Linked DNA regions of Mus musculus: region 2 is linked to region 1. Evidence: chromatin loops called from intact Hi-C (ENCODE). Cell type or tissue: left cerebral cortex. All regions are shown on one strand. Region 1 overlaps Fam189a1 (family with sequence similarity 189, member A1). Region 2 overlaps Fam189a1 (family with sequence similarity 189, member A1).

What was found. A loop is a pair of places that touch in the nucleus more often than their neighbours do. Peaks named below come from ENCODE experiments on the same cell type or tissue, not always from the same donor. Only the 100,000 strongest peaks of a DNase experiment are listed, where the experiment ranks them.
Region 2: it touches region 1 in a loop (5-fold over the local background); 3 of 42 quality-filtered maps call a loop at or near these places.

What each region holds. Positions count from the first base shown.
Region 1 is chr7:64,776,862-64,781,861 of GRCm38, forward strand. It overlaps Fam189a1 (family with sequence similarity 189, member A1), which reads right to left. Exons shown (of 10, transcript NM_183087.4): 6 at 1-12. Among named protein-coding and RNA genes, the nearest start is that of Nsmce3, 94 kb to the right of the region's middle. In left cerebral cortex, no CTCF peak of the experiment used is centred here; DNase peaks (open chromatin) are centred at 8, 2,847, 3,552, 3,887 and 1 more place; H3K27ac peaks cover 3,855 bases.
Region 2 is chr7:64,837,640-64,842,639 of GRCm38, forward strand. All of the region lies in intron 3 of Fam189a1 (family with sequence similarity 189, member A1), which reads right to left. Among named protein-coding and RNA genes, the nearest start is that of Nsmce3, 33 kb to the right of the region's middle. In left cerebral cortex, CTCF peaks have their summits at 2,479 (motif pointing right) and 2,703; DNase peaks (open chromatin) are centred at 1,918, 2,407, 3,536 and 3,851; H3K27ac peaks cover 2,108 bases.

The DNA of each region.
Region 1 (5,000 bases):
ATGTGGGAAGAACTGGAAAGCACAGAGAAGCAGCATTATCCCAGATCTCGTATGGCTGGTGGCCAATGGCGCTAAGTGCCCACACCTCACTGTTCAAGCTGCCAAGCCATGACCACTAAACACACACTTGACAGAGAGCAGCTCTGAGAGGGCCACCTTGGAAGTTGCCCTCTGGTCTGCTTCCCACATTGCTAGGCAGAATACCTTTGATTTTTTTTTTTTCTTGGTGAGGTTAAAAACTTCTTTAATACAGTTCTCACTGGGAAACCTCACTCCCGTGACTCTAATGCTTAAACAGTGCAGCTAAAGGACGCTTGCCATGCAGGCTTCAGAAGAAAAGCACTTCATGAGGAAAGGCTAGACTTTGAGCATGCTCACTCTGCAAGTTCCTATCATGTGCTGATCACTTGACACATGCCCCATACACAAGTCCTTCCAAGCCCTGCAAAGTACTTCAGGCCTGTATCTCGAGCCTGGCATGTCTGACACACTTCCCTGTAGCTCACTCTGGCCCCTTGGAACACTAGTGTCTAGGGATCCACACACTTTGTAGGACATTGCTCTAAAGGTGAAGAGTGTTAGCCATGAGCTCCAGAAAGTTCTGTGGGGCAATCAGGTACACGGGATGCCACTTAAAAGTATCAAGGGAAACATACTTTAATGAAATGAGTGCTGTCTGCCTGGATCGCTGTAATAGAAGTACTAATACTTGTTTCTCTTTCCACCCGTGGGTCATTCCTGCCAGAGATTGCATGTTCCACAGAAATACCCTGAGACACCGTTTCATCTATAGGTGTGAAATAAGCCACACTGCGTGGGCTCTGGGCCTTCCCATACATAGCATGTCAGTGAAGTAAGTGGAAAGAAACAAAGAGTCACTTGTACACAGTTAAGCTCAGGTTTGGTAGCAAATACACTCCTCCAATCAGTGTGGGAACAGGGGGTCTGCACTCACGAAGCAGATGATATCTAAATGGACCATCAGAGACTAGGGGGTAGCAAAGGCTGGGGCTACAGGAGAGCATCCAGGCTCAAAAACGGGTGACCAGTGAACGATGTGTTTCAAAAAGGCAAAACAATAAGGCTCTATTCAATTATAATTCTAGGGATATATAGGAGGCAGTGACGATGCTAGGGCTGTGTGGAAGGAAGAACCATGTGGGTGGCAGGGATAGGGTGGGCTGGTGCAGACACAGGGGCAGAGAGTTGGAGAATTTCTGTTCTAGCAGGGGTGAGTCCAGGGTTCAGAATATGATCTAATGCAGTGAAATCGGTGTGCTATGGGCTGATGGCTATATCTGAATGAGGGACGCATCCGATTGAAAACGGCCCCTACCAGCCTTCCCAACACATAGCACATTCCCTGCCCTTTCAGTTAGTCTGGCTCATTGCTGCTTCTTTAATTGTTGGAAATTAAAGGGGGAGGGGGTTGATGGCCGTGAGTGGGCTGGATGTGTGCTGTTATCCTCTGGCTGTGAAGCTGTTAAATCTCCTGCCTGCTCCACAATGGCTTCACAATGGCTCCGAAGTAAGGAGAGCACAAGTGTTCTTGAGGTCTAGTAAGGAAATATTTTAATTAGTCTCTACCAGACGTTAGAAGAGTCACTAAAAGTATACTCAAGCAAAACTAATGAGATGCAAAAACCACCCGACACACAGAGGCCTGACAAAGGTTAAAAAGACCAGGGCACCCATTCCGAGTGACTTTGCCTCTCTTGGGCTGTGCTGGCCCCATCTCTACAGAAGCTCCCAGAGCCCCAGCGCCAAGTGAAGCCTTTTCCTAGGCTTTTTGCCTTTTCTAAGAGGAAGCCCACCAGTCTCACAGGATAGTGTGTGTCCAGTCTCACACCGATAGTGTGTGTCCAGTGAAGACAGGGTCTGCCTTGCAGCTCAAGGTGAAGCCGGAGAGCTTTGTCTTCTGCTCTGAGATGCTGGTGCTGAAAGTCTCCATGACCACATCTCCCAGGCTCCCTGGCCAATGGCTTCATTTAGGCCCTACCCATAGTGGCTGCTAGAGAATTAAAACAGTCTTAGCTCTTCCCATCCCTATTGTCTCCCAGCTCTAAGTGGGTAGTTGGTCCCACGTAAACTCAGCACCTTTCTGTGATCCTTCACCTTCACAAACCTGGATAACCAACTGTCAGAAACATACCAGGTGGTTACTTCCTGTTGTGTTTCGGTGGCGGTCTGCATGAGAATGGCCCTCATGTTTTCACACAGGAGTTTGAACACAGTTGGTAGAACTGTTCGGGAAGGGTTAGGAGGTGTGCCCTTGCTGGGTTAAGAGTGTCAATGGGGGCAGACTTTGAGGTTCTTAAAGACTCCCTTCCTATTTCCACTTATCTGTCTGCCTCCTATCCTGTTTGTGCTTCGAGATGTGAGCTCTCATCTCCACTGATCCTGCCACCTTATCACTGTATCTTCATCCTACTGCCATGCACTGTGACCCTCTGGAACTGTAAGCCCCTCAAGATGCTTTCCTTTATAAGTTGCCTTTGTCATGGTGTTTTAATCCCAGCAACAGAAAATAATGACTACATAGACTGTCAGGCTGCCTTCGTTTTACTGCCCTATTCTTTCCTAATTGGAGCACAGCACACACTCAGCCAGCATTGGCTGAGTGGATGGATGGATACCTCTCTGCTATGGTAGTGTTCTTGCTCTTCTGCCCCCAAGAAGCAGCCAACAGGGCAGCTCAGAAAGCTAGCAAGCTGCCTAGTCTCTGCTTCTGGGATGCAGCCTCCATCTTGTGCAGGAGCTATTTTTAAAGCAGCCCAGATGAGCTCATGCTGTTGGGAACAAAAAAAAAATCTTTGATCATCAAGGTTCTTCGCACTGAATCCTACCCAGTTTCCAGCCTCCCTCCAGCCGGTGCCAAACACCCCCTGCTTTGAACAAGGTCTGTTCAGCCATCCTTCATACCACACGTTCTTTGTTTCCTCTTTCTAGCAACTTAGCTCCTTCTCACTTGCCAGGCCTCCTTCAGGCCCAGGCAGAACATCAGCGACTGGAAGGTTTGTCTGCCAGCCCACATCCTCCATACTCAGGCTCCCTGCTCTGGGGCCTCATGTCTACAACAACATGGGCAGGTATAAAGCGTGATTCTGCATCTCCTCAGGAGGGTAAGAAATGGGCTGTAAGACATCTCTTCTGTCTGTCCTGGCTGGTTCTGTCTTCCCTGGGCTATCTAAACCACACAGACACCAGTACACTTGTGGGTGGGAAGATGGCTGAGGTGTTCACAGATACACCCTGGGTTTGTCACTCATATAATAACAGTGTGCTCCTGAGACCCTAGGTCCTGTCTGTTAGGAGGGAGGGGACTTCTTCCGGGAACATAGGTCCCTGAAAGCAAGGGGCACCGAGAACTTCAGTTACTTGGCCCTGGGCAGCTTCCAAAGGCCTACAACACAAAGCTCCTAAATTTAGGCTCGGCCCACACAGCCTAGCTTCTATAGACTGGAGGAGACCATGAAGAGGTTAATGGACCTCAAACTATGAGTCAAATGCCTGGTCTACAGACACTGGCCAACCGCTGAGCACCACATGACTTTGGGCACTTTACTGACCTATCAGTCTCAGGCTCCCTTTGCTTGGAGCTACCAGGATTGTAATATGAAATGCCATCCTCTGTCACAGATTCACTCAGCAGCATCAAAAGGCTCAAACGGAAGCCTCTGTCATAGTCTCTAGCTCTGTCTGGTGTCTCCATGTCTGATCTGCTGCAGGGAACAAGGTGAAGAGCGGGGTTGGTCGGCAAAAGTCTGGATGTCTCCTGGTGGGATTTGCCTGGCGCCTGTTCAGCACTGCCTTCCAGCTCCCCCCACCCCCAGGAACAGAGGCTGTCCCCAGCTTTCCTTTGGCACTCTGGCTCTCTCTGGATAGCAAACTCCTGCGGGTGGGGTATGACCTTGAGAGTCCCACGCACCTTCTAGTTCCATGCTCACACTTATTAGGCCTATGCAAAGCGAACACCCACCTGCCCTTTCCTAGGGGGTTCTACTTAATGAACCCTGTGAGCAGAGGTGAGAACACAGAGCAATCCTATGAGATGACTGTGACAAACTAAGCTATGTAACAGCTGAGGATGCCTCTGAGGCGAAGGTGGCTCTGAGGGAAACGGGGGTGGGGGGAGGGGGACGAAATTACTTTTACAAACAAAACCAGAAACGACACTGGAGACACTTAGGAGGTAAAAAAAACAAACGCCATCTCTACTGAGCTATGTCAAAAAACGGAATTGTATCATCAGGCAGCTAATATTTCTGCACGTTAGAGTGTCTGGGCTTCAGTGGTTCTGACAACAGGAGTAACGCTTGCTGTCTCAGGCATTCATGATGTTAGTTCTAACTGCAGCTAATTATCCCCAACACGCATTTAAATTATAAGGAAGATGTGGGTACTTAGAATTCTAAAGTCCTAACGGTGCCGCTGAGCTCCGGGGTGTGGTAAAGACCTTGAGCTGCCTATACAAACTACAGAGCAAACTCCAGGAGCCCAGTGGCTCTGAAAATCAGCTAGGAAGGCCACAGAGCAAATAAAATGTGTCAGTCTGTGCCACACATTTGGGACTCAGCCCAGCACCTCCGTGGAGACAGTAGTTATGGAAGGCGTTTACACTCGGCAGCAGGAGCTGGGTGCGTGTATCCGAAGTACCCTACAGGTCTCTCTGAAAGCAGCCTTTAGAGAGAAAAAGCAGCCTTTGGTTATCAGAAGTGGGCACCAGGAGCCTGCAAAATGTTTACAGGGTCGGCTGCCCCATACTGTTCTTGTCATGAATTAGTACTTCTTAGAGGAGCTGTGGCTTTGGTATGGCACTTGTCAAACATGTCCATGACCTGGGGTCCAATCTCCAGTATCACACAGATACACAGATTCATATGTACATACAGACAGACATATACACACATACAGACATGCATAGAGGCACAAACATACACAGACACACAGACACACACCCTCCCTACATACATAGACACACCCACGCACAGACACATATA
Region 2 (5,000 bases), 61 kb after region 1:
GATTCAAGCAAAAACAGGAACAAAAGACAAACCAGTGAGATGCCTAAAAGAGGAAGGTTCATAGTCAAATTCTCTAGGAAAGTACTGTTTCTCAAAGTTTAATGATTGGGGAGGTGGAGGCAGGAGGATCAGAAGTTTAAAGTCTTCAACTACAGACTACACAGGGTACTTGCCTCAACAAACAAACTCCAAAGGGTAAAATGGCTGTCCAGCTCAAATTTTCTAACTGGTCACATTCTACAGCACACCGACACCTCTAGGAAAAGAATCAAGTGTCTCCTACCCTGCCTGGTCTGTCTCATCTCTGTGCCTTCATGTGAAAGAGCACTAACCCACCCCCACTGTCACTAGCCCAGGAGCTGTGCTGTGAGGAGTGCAGAGCAAGGAGCCAGGGGAAGCTTGGCAGGTGCCAGCCCTCCTCACGCAGGGCTTGGTTTGCAAGGGCCACATGCAGAACGCAGGCTCCCTCATCTCATGCTCCGGCCCCTCTCTCCTCTACTCCCAGACACAAATGCAGGCCAGGTAGCATTGCATCTCTTCCTTCCTAGTCTGAAAACACAGTGCAACAAAGCATAACATTTTTATGAGTTAAATGTCTTTTTCTAGTCTCAAGCTTAATAATGTGGGACAGTTCCTAAGCTTTGGGTTTTTCCACAGGAAAGCACGGCTCATAGAAGTGAATGCATTTCTGGGAAAACTGGAAACGTGCATACAGCACCTACAGATTACAGTTATAATTCCATGCCCATGGAATTCTGGGACTCCAGGACATGTTCAACTCTAATCCCAGAATACCCAAGTCCCTCCAAGTCCTTCACACACACAAAAAAATTGCACAGTATTTGCATATCTACACCTTTCGATTTTAAATAATCTCCAGGTTATTTATAATTTAGAACAAACACGATGCCTACACACTTCACTTACATGGATTCTGTAAAGTACTCAGTCTAAAGCACATTTGAATTTCATCTTTTTCTGGAATTTTCTGGATTTTTTTTCTTTCTTTTTTGCTTTTGAGTCAGGATTTCGTATAGCTAGCTCATTTTGGCCTTGACTTGAAAATCCCCTTGTCTCAGCCTCCTAAGTGCTGTGTGTTGTTGGGGTGTTCATGAACTGGGGGTGTTTAGATCTGAAGATGCAGAACCAGTGGCATTAGGTTCTGTGTCATAGATCAAAGTTAATGGTGCATACACATTAAATAAAAAAGTTGGGCAGAGTGCCAACTGGTTGCCCTTGGGCTAGGGGGGCAGTTATTCAAACTTAAGGTTTCTTTCACTCCTCAGAGCTGGGAAGGCCACACTGTGCTCGAGGTAAAATATGGGAACGCCACATAATTTTCTATTTCGAGTTTCTTTTGTAAAAATGCTGAGTTCCAGGCCTGTAGGCCTTTGTGGGAGCGCTAGTCCATCAAGATGAGGCCTCCAGATGTCACGAGTCTGTGTCTAGCCTGGTTCGAAGAGACTGTGAGTTTCACTCTACTCTTGACAAGTCAAGTCCACTCTCCAAGCACATTGCCCTGGCAGTAGACACCTCTCCTTCCCTGACACACTGAGGGACCCAGGGAGACAGACGCAATATAGGGCTGTGTCAGTTATAGAGCCTGGATGTCAGTTTCATGCGGTCTAAAAATGAGCCATGACTCCACACAATGAGGGGTCTCCCTCTCCTCCTCCACCTCCACCTCTCTCATAAACATTCCAACAAGCATTAAAGCCTCGTTCAAGGGAGTAGAGAGACAGTTCTACTGTCTTGATGCTCTTCCTGGGTCCTTGGTCCGTTTCCCAGCCCCCCACATAGTGACTTACAACCATCAGCAAGCAACTCCAGATCCATGGGAATCTGACACCCTCTTCTGGCCTCCTCCAGCACCAAGCAGGCATGTGGTGCACAGACATGCATACAAACACAACACCCACACATAAAATAAAATTAGAAAGTAAATTATAAAAGGCCCCTGTTAAACACCCTCCTCTCCAGAAGGCCTGAATACAGCAGTGTCTGGGAGAGGTAGAGAGAAAGGCAACATCACCCTATACCTGCAGCATCTCCCAAAACCCTGAATGGGGAGCTTCTCACCCCACTACATCCCATAGATCCCGACAGGTAGACACTCTCTGGAGAGCACTCAGCTGACAGAGGACGGATGGGGATGAAGTCCCAGCGGGAGTTAAGCAAAGTCCAAAGCCACAGGCAACCAGCCAGAAACTTGGAAGACCAGATAAATCCAGGCTAACAGGTGTGAGCTGGACCACACAGGGTGATGTGGGCTCCCTGGAATGCTAACAGATTTATCCCAGTTCCTGTTGCAAAGCGGAAAGGGAGTTACCCTCTGAGTTCCTCCGTTGTCCTCCCCGGAGCAGCTGTGAGAGGGAGGCTGACAGTCACAGACACGCCTCCTAATTATGCATCTGGTGCTGGCTAGAGACAGAAGGATCTTAGTGTCCCAGCCCTAGAATCACAGAGAAGAAAACCCACCAGAGGGCGGCCTACTGAGCGCGCTGCCCGACAAGCACCGCAAAAGTACAAGGGGACCTAGGACCTGGTGAGGAAGCCAAGACCAGACTCAGCTAGGTCACAGCTGCACACGCCCGGCACCTCAGCTCCAGCGCTTCTTTCCAGCGGTGGCTACAAGGCCTTCCCTTCAATTCCGAGACCACACAAGTTTGCCCCGGGCCTTTCCCAGACACCTGTGGACCCGCGATTCACAGGCCACCTGCTTAGACGCCCCTTATCTACACACATTCTGCTCCCCGCCCCTTCCCCTCCCCCACCACACTTCTCCCCACCTTCTGTCCTTCTCTCCTGGTAGCAATTTGCCTAACACTGCCCCCTGTTGGAACATGAGATTTTTCTGGGGTAGGGGAGTCAGAGCATTGTCTTTGAACCAGGAGCATGCTGGATATGGGGGCCCTCCATGGGTCAGAACGAACCAGTCCAATGAGCAGGAGATAGCCCATCTGGGCAGCATACTGAGAAACACTTACCTGGAACTGTTGCTGGGTTACTGTGTTGTTACTATATTTATTTTGTTAGGGGGTATTTCCTCTGCAAGGAAACTTTTGAGCTTGGAATCAACTTTTGAGTCATCCCTTTTGCCGTGAAATCTATTTGTTCACAACAAGGCAAATTCACTTGATGATAAAGTAAAATAGAATCATATTCTCAGGGGAGAAAACAAAGTAGGTATCATTATAACAAGGTACCAGTGGAAATCAAGCTCTAAATTTCTCATGAGGCCAAAAGAAGCCAAGACTGCTCCTGACCAGTGGTTGGTATACTAAACCATTAAAAAACAACAAAAAGCAAAACCAGAAAAACTTTAGCACTTCTAAAATCCACCATGAAACAAAGGCTAGCAAGACCTCCGGAGCACTGTGCACGTCAGTCAAGCCTCCCTTTACTTTCAGAGCCAGACCTGTCTAACTGCCCCAGCCTGAGGCTGTGTCCTTTTCTAATTTACTATTCAGAGTCATGAAGCTAAATCAGGGTTTCCCTGGTTACTGACAGGCTCTTCTGAAGGATGTGGCTATGTAATTGGTGTTGGCTTGGTTACTGGATGTATTCAGAGCTGAGAGCACTGGTAGTAAATGCTGCTATGAACCTGCAGAAGAAACTAACAGGCTCTGGATAAACTAAGGCAGTCTCAAGATTAAGGTCCTCCTCGAGATGTGCCACTGAGCGCCCCTCCTATGCTCCTGACATCCCCAGCGGCGGTCTATAAAGGAAGTGGATCATGGAAATGGTTAGCTCTGAAAAAAAAACCCACAATCGACCCATGGAACTAATTAGGCAGCTTCAGCCACCTGCTGGACTGTCGCACAGCATTGGCCATGAATATTCTGTCCAGATCACCACTCAGCAAATGTTTCCTGAGCTCTGTCATCACCCCGTGTTGGATACAGACATGAGGAGATTTGGGAGCAGCAGCTTAGAGGACAGGCGAGCAGGCAAGTGAGAATGGTGTAGCCCCAGAGCTGACAATTTTAGAAAGAGAAAGATGGGGGCCTCATGGTTCCTCCAGGCTGAGGAAAGGCAGAGGCTTAGTTGTCTGAGAGATCTGAAGTCTGGGGTTGTTGACGAGCAGCTGGAGAGCTATGCCCATGGCAGGAACCTGGTCTTCTGCCCCAGATGCCAAACTCATGCCGAATCTACTGCCCACAGGGCTATGTGGCTCCGAGTGGGTTCACACACCCCTGCCATGATGCTCTGTGTCCTCCCCATGCCCAGGAACCATGGGAAAGAGGGTAAAGAAGTGACCACCTCCTGGAAACAGTGTTTAGACCAGCTGACTGAACTTCTGTGCAGTGCTGAAAATCACATTTATTTTTGTCTCCCCATGAAGATGTGAGTCATAGAGAACAAGGTATATGATTCCACATGTCTAATCATATTGTGAATTGTAATTATTCTTATATAAGAGATGCCAATAGGATCACATTCAAACACTTCCCATAATTAACCTTACCAATAAAAAAGAAAAATGAGATCTTAAAAACACACTTAAAAAAAAATGTCATCCACTAAAGGACAGACACTTTGTAACTCTACTTAGACAAGTTACCTAGACTGGCAATCACAGGGACAGAGTGCTGGTTCCCACTGGGTGGAGGAGGGGACCCTGAGGTCATTCATGACCATCAAGTTTTGATATAAGATTATGAAAAAGTTCTGGAAGTGGGTAGGTGCTATTTGCACATAGTATGAATGTCTTTAATGGCGCTTTTTTTACATGAAAAATTGTTAAAAATGAAGCATTTATATCATGTCTATTTTACCATAATAAATCCCCACGCTCACTCTCACAAGCAGAATGGCAGATCATTTCATTATCAGTTTACAAGCTAAGCCAATGAAACATAGCAAAAAAAAAAAAACAAACAAACAAACCTCAAAATATATAAATTATCAATGGATAGTAGATAAAATTTGGCCTGGCTTACAGGATCAGAGGCTGGAGGAGTCAAAAGTTCTACATCTTGATCCAAAGGCAGACAGGA